2 separate regions of the Homo sapiens genome follow, and region 1 is linked to region 2. A link is a loop called in an ENCODE intact Hi-C map of the cell type or tissue named here. Cell type or tissue: heart right ventricle. All regions are shown on one strand. Links, peaks and the distances in the headings refer to the core of each region. The heading gives the core; the rest is flanking DNA. Region 1 has its middle 100 kb from the start of WT1-AS. Region 2 has its middle 53 kb from the start of WT1-AS.

What was found. Hi-C counts contacts between places; a loop is a spot of excess contacts. Peaks named below come from ENCODE experiments on the same cell type or tissue, not always from the same donor. Only the 100,000 strongest peaks of a DNase experiment are listed, where the experiment ranks them.
Region 1: it touches region 2 in a loop (7-fold over the local background); 8 of 110 quality-filtered maps call a loop at or near these places.

The regions. Positions count from the first base shown.
Region 1 is chr11:32,331,895-32,334,799 of GRCh38, forward strand. No RefSeq gene overlaps it. Among named protein-coding and RNA genes, the nearest start is that of WT1-AS, 100 kb to the right of the region's middle. In heart right ventricle, for the core only: a CTCF peak has its summit at 1,529 (motif pointing left); DNase peaks (open chromatin) are centred at 1,547 and 1,687; H3K4me3 peaks cover 1,241 bases; H3K27ac peaks cover 779 bases.
Region 2 is chr11:32,380,836-32,383,740 of GRCh38, forward strand. No RefSeq gene overlaps it. Among named protein-coding and RNA genes, the nearest start is that of WT1-AS, 53 kb to the right of the region's middle. In heart right ventricle, for the core only: no CTCF peak of the experiment used is centred there; no DNase peak of the experiment used is centred there.

The DNA.
Region 1 (2,905 bases), core at 185-2,684, 49 kb before region 2:
AAACAAAACATCAAGGTGTCTACTTTTGTGTAGCTTATATCATTGAGGGAATGGGTGACAGGCAATAATGAAACTAGTGAAACCATTTCAGATTGTGGTTAGTGCTCTGAAGTACATAAAATCTCGATGTTGCATGGGGTATGCAGCTATGTGAGCTGGGATCTGAATAAGGAGGAGCTAGCAACACAAAGGAAGGGGAAAAGCATTCTAGATAGAGGGAACAGAAGTGCAAGACCCTGAGGGCTCTGATTAAATGCTGATTAAGAGTTTAAGAAATGTTTCATGGAGACCAGGCACAGTGGCTCACGCCTGTAATCCCAGCATTTTCGGAGGCTGAGGTGGGTAGATCACCTGAGGTCAGGAGTTCAAGACCAGCCTGGCCAACATGATGAAACTTCCCTCTCTACAAAAATACAAAAATTAGCCAGGGAAGATGGCAGGTGCCTGTAATCCCAGCTACTCAGGAGGCTGAGACAGGAGAGTCACTTGAACCTGGGAGGTGGAGGTTGCAGTGAGATGAGATCGAGCCATTGCTGAGGCAGGAGAATCGCTTGAACCCGGGAGGCAGAGGTTGCAGTGAGCTGAGATCGCGCCATTGCACTCCAGCCTGGGCGACAGAGTGAAACTTCATCAAGAAAGGAAGGAAAGAAGGAAAGAAGGAAGGAAGGAAGGAAGAAAAGTTTTCATGGAAATTTAGTATTCTCAAAACCTAGTACAAGGCGGGATAAGAGATATTTTGTTAAGAGTGTAAAGATCAAAGTCCTTTGTTCTTTGTTGGAAAGAACTTTCCCCTGGATTTAAAAGAACACGCAGTAATAATCTGGGCAGACATATTTACATTTATACGTCTGACAAAGGTCTTTTTTAAAAGCCTTTCATGTCCTTTATCCTTTAAACTTTTATAATATAGGTTGAAAGCACGATATCATCTTTAACTTCCTGTTCATGTATTGGGAGATCTTTTTCTTAGAATTAATGAAGACTTCCGCCCTGCTGGAATGTAGTTTACCTCCCTTGTGCCAGAATTTGAATTAAGAATGCCGTGTACCTCTAATTGCAACTATGTAAAAATAAGTGCGCACGAGGATTAGGAAGGTGGGAGTATAGGAAGGGGCGGAAGTTGTTTTTCAATATTCTTTTTTCTTATGAAAACTGGGAAGAAAAGAATACATTGTGCACAACTGCGCAGTCTCCTTGTCCTCGATGTTAATAAACGTGTTTTTAACTGCGGTTTACATCCCATTTCTAACATCACTACAACCTACATCCTCTCCAGGCTACAATTGAAGTTGAAAAGTGCACGAGGTCTTTACAAAGCCTCGTACAGTGAATGCGTCTGCGCACGTACAGTCCTCGTGCACCCTTTTTCTCTCTCTGGACAGAATTTCTTGGGGATCCTTCGCCCCCCACCCCCACCCCCGGCCGTATTTCTCCCTAGGCTCTTATTAAAACCAGGTGCACGGAAGGCGGCCCATTCTGGACAGAAAAGCTTTCGTTTGACCCAAAGCTCCCCCTTCCGGCGTGTTTTCTAGAGGGAATTCGTGAGCTGAGCCGAGGAGCGAGCAGGCGGCTTCTCCTGACCGGGGAGACGCGGGAGGTTTGCAAACAGACCTTGGCCTGGGCTGCGCAGGGACAAAGTGTTCAAGGGCAGCAGGGGAGGCTGAGGGAGTACACGGCTGGGAACAAGGGACACTGCCGCCCCCAGCCACGCAGGAGCGGTGTCTGCACCACTGAAAGTCCCCCGGGGCCCACAGCTCTATCCAGGCGGAAGGGAAGCAGCCAGGCCGCCGCGGATCTGAACTTGAATCCCGGGTGGACCGGACGCCCCGGCCGGCGCTCCTGACGCGCGGAGGAGCTGGCGAGAACCTGCAGATCTCAGGGCTCGCCCGCGGTCCGGCGCTCGGTTCAGGACGTCCGGGAACCCCGCAGCGCTTACCCTCTGCAGCAGGCGTCGCTGGCGCCTCCAAGGGCAGGGGCGGGTCCGGCGGGTACAAGTCGCGATTGACGCGACGGCCCAGGCAGGCACTGTGGGCTTCACCGCCCGCAACTTTTGACCCTAGAGGCCCTGCGCTGCAGCCTGTGGCCCGGAGGGACAGAAGTGGGAGCGTGTTTGGGCCACTCTGCAGCGAAAACGACCTTCCCTCATGGAACTTTCAGTAACTAACTCCTGAGAGCTGCGAGAGCTTCACACCGCCAGGCCCCAACCCGACTCTCTAGGCTGAGGGCATTGACTACCTGTTAGGGTCAAACATTCGAGTATTTGCGTCTTAATTTGACTCTAGAGTTATTCAAAGTAGAGCGACAGGCCTCAGAGGGAGGAGGGGCGTTGTTAGAACACAAAAAGGACACAGAGAGGAACAGGGACCTCAAAAAATGGGCTTCCAAATTGTAAGTGGCCATTTCCTATTCCTGAGGCCTGTTTTTCAAGCCGGCCTGTTTGTTCAGTTTCCCTGATTACCGCTTTTCAAAGCCCATTACCAAGCTCTATACAGCCTTCCAGCGTGACAGCCCTTGCTTTCTGAAGGGATTGCTGAATTTTAAGTACTCCTAGCAAAGAGACAGCTGCCCGAACAACGTTAGAAAACCTTACCATCCCAAACGTTTGCTTGACACTGGCTCCATAAAAGCCGCTTGGAAGTCGGTCAGCCAAGGGTTGTGCCCTGTTTGATGTTAAAAACTCTTCTCAGCCTTAAGCCTAAAATCCTGTGACAGGTAACAAGGGAATTCCAGATAAGTTTCCAGATTCAAGCAACTCTGGTGATTTCTGACAAAACAGTCAAAACAGTCTAAGTTTCTCAAATTGTGATCCATGGACCACTGACATCAGATTCCTTTTTCTCGGCCCCTCTGCCAGCGGGGGCACCCCCTCTACTCGGCCGGCCTGCCAGGCTCAACCCCTTGCAGG
Region 2 (2,905 bases), core at 192-2,691:
CTTGTGGTTATTTGTGTCACTGTTCTGCTCCTTTGAAACCAGAACTTAGGAGGCAAGGTGTCTCCAAGGCCCCAAATCGCCCTGTGAACTGAGCCCGATTCCTTGATACTGTCCCTCCTGCCGACACACTCAGGTGAGAAAGGTGTACTTGTCCCAAGTGCTTTCCATGCCTTCTTCTTCTCCTCTTATCTGGGAAGTTGAAACTGGCAGGAGGCATTCTGATGGGTTCAGAGAAGACCTTTATACAAAGGATGCACAGAACAATTGAGGCATGGGCCTGACCTCCAATGAGGGTGGGTCCCAGCCAGTCCCCTAACAGCACCTTCCTCTCTGGGGTGAGACAGATGGGCAAGTGTCCCTTCCACTTCCTGACTTGTGCAGGTCAAAGGAGAACAGAGACAACTGTGTGACGAGGGAGTTTGGCAGTGACTGACCCCGGCTCCTGCCTGCTCCGCCCAGCGGTGCCCAGCTCTCCTCTCTGCAGTGAGGCAGGGCCAAGGCTCCCTGGCAGGAGTGGCGCAGGGCCAGTGCAGGCCGGGGCCCAGCATCAGGCTCTGCCTCAGTCCTTTCTGAATGGCTGCACCTGCTCCACGCACAGCCAGAGGCCTGACTGCCCTGAGCAGTGCCTGCCAGCAAGACCGAGGGTAGGCGGGCTAAGCACCTGTGGCCTCTCCTTTCATCTTTAGGACAACCTGGGAGGTGAAGAGTGGTGCTGTCTGAGTTGAAGCTCCAAGGCACAGAAGGCGTTGCCGGGCTCACGGCAGTGAGTGGCAGAGGGTGTGCTGGTAGCCACTGCACCTCAGCACTGGAATGTTCCTGTCTCTTTGGGGGTGGGGGCCATGCCACCCCATTGCCTCTTCCCACAATCCTTACCCTTTGCTCTGGTCCCTTTCTAGGCTGTCCTTGGTGAGCAGAGGTGAGCAGAGACTGGCCAGGGGCTGGAGCAATAGGCAGAACTGTTGTGGCATCTTGCCACTAGCGGTTGAATGCTACTAACACTGGTGGGGTTGTGGGGAGGGGTGTCCTTCAAAGTTCTCCTCAGTGGTGTTCCCTGGGGCCTGGGAACCCTTGCCTAGAAACAGTGGTGGTTTGTCTCCATGAGGCAGCATCAGGAACATCTCTCTCATCAGGCAGCATCGGGAACATTCACTGGATGGGCACTTTGTGTTGCCCACCGAGTGAATTCAAAGGCAGCTCTCTCAGGAGGGAGAGGTAAATGCTGTCTCCCCCAGCCTGGTTATGGGTGAAGGCAGAAGCTGTCCCACCCAGCTCCTCTCGCCTTCTTCCTCCACAACGAGCTCTCCATGAGCCAGAGCAGGGAGCACTCCTTCCCAGGACGCTGCTAGGGGAGAGGTTTGCCAGGGCAGGGCTGGAATGCGGGCAAAGATAGAGGCCACCGACAGGGATCGTTATACTTTTAGAAGTCAGAAAAATTGGGACAGGCGGTGTCTCTAGGACAGGCTCCCTGGCCTTTTTCATTTGGATGGTAAGAACTCATCTTTTAAAAGTGGAGGCTGCCTGCTGAGAAGTGGGACAATCCCATCCATGGGGTCACGTCCGCAAGAGTCCCCCGCACCCCTCCATCCCTGGAAACCAACAGCTTCCTCCTCAGCCCGCTCCCTCTGACGTAGAACTCCTTGGGAAAGCAGGATACTGCTTTTAAAGAGTAATCATTGACCTTGAACTCTTAAGATGTGTTTCTCAATTTTCCCCTTTTATCACTATCCGGCTAACATTATGCTGTGTCGTTTCTTGAGTTCCGGTATTTAATACAAAATGTTGAATGAAAACATATTTTGTAAACAGGCTCTACAACTGGGTATGGGAGAAGGGAACATTGTGTCAATCCTGCCCGTCCTTTCTCTAGGCACTTGAAAAACATCCCTGGTATCCCAGCAAGCAGGCAAGATATCACTGTTGCATTCTCTCAACATTCCTGCTCCTCTGGTGCATAAGGCCAACGTGCCTGGGACAAATGTGGTACAGTGTAGGAGTGAAGAATATGGGCTGTGACTCAGTCAGATTAAAATCTCAACTCTGCCACATGCATGAACTGCATGACCCTGTGGGAGGTACTTTTGGAGTCTTGGTTTCTTCATCTGTAAAATGGGAACCACTATCAAAAGGAGGTGAGTGGAGAGACTGCATGTAAATGGAGAATGCATGTAAAATGGCACTGAGATGCACACAAAGGATCAATACATGGTGTGCATTGATCCGATTTGCCGTTCATCACTTGAGCATCTCCTAATTGTGAAAGTCCTGGGGTGTGCGTTCACAGGCTGGTGCAGGTTCATGCTAGGGGCAGGCCCTGTGAGACAGAAGCCCCCTCTTCCTGCAGACCTCCCTGACATCCGCACTCCATTCCTCATCCGTCTCATCTTTCTTCCCAGACTGGTCTTCCTCACTCCACGCCTCCTTCTTTCTCCTGGAGCCCAACTGCCTCCTCCATGGCCCTCCAAGTCCCCACTGCATCAGGCAATCCTTCATGGCCAAGTGTCAGCATCACCAATGCTTCTGGGACGACAGGAGAGGGGAAAGCCACTGGTCTCAACCAACCTCTCCCCTCTGCATTTATCTCAGCCCATCCCCCAGACCATCCTTCAATCCTCCCCTACTCCATAAAAATATTGCACCAACTCCGCAGCTCACATTTGCTCATTTGGTCTGCTTGACTTGCTTACCGCTGCGGTCTCCCTGTCTGAGGCCTCTACTCGAATTGGGATAATTTTGTCTGTGCTTAAAGGCACTGACCTTCCAGATCCCCGGACTTCAGGAATTTGTCCTCATCCCCTCATCAGTCTCTGAAGCACAACCTTATTCAGGGATCTGGTCTTGATCGTCCTAACTGTACAGGGCTGGCCAGTGGGTTTCCAGACCTCTAAATTACTATACCCTTCCTATG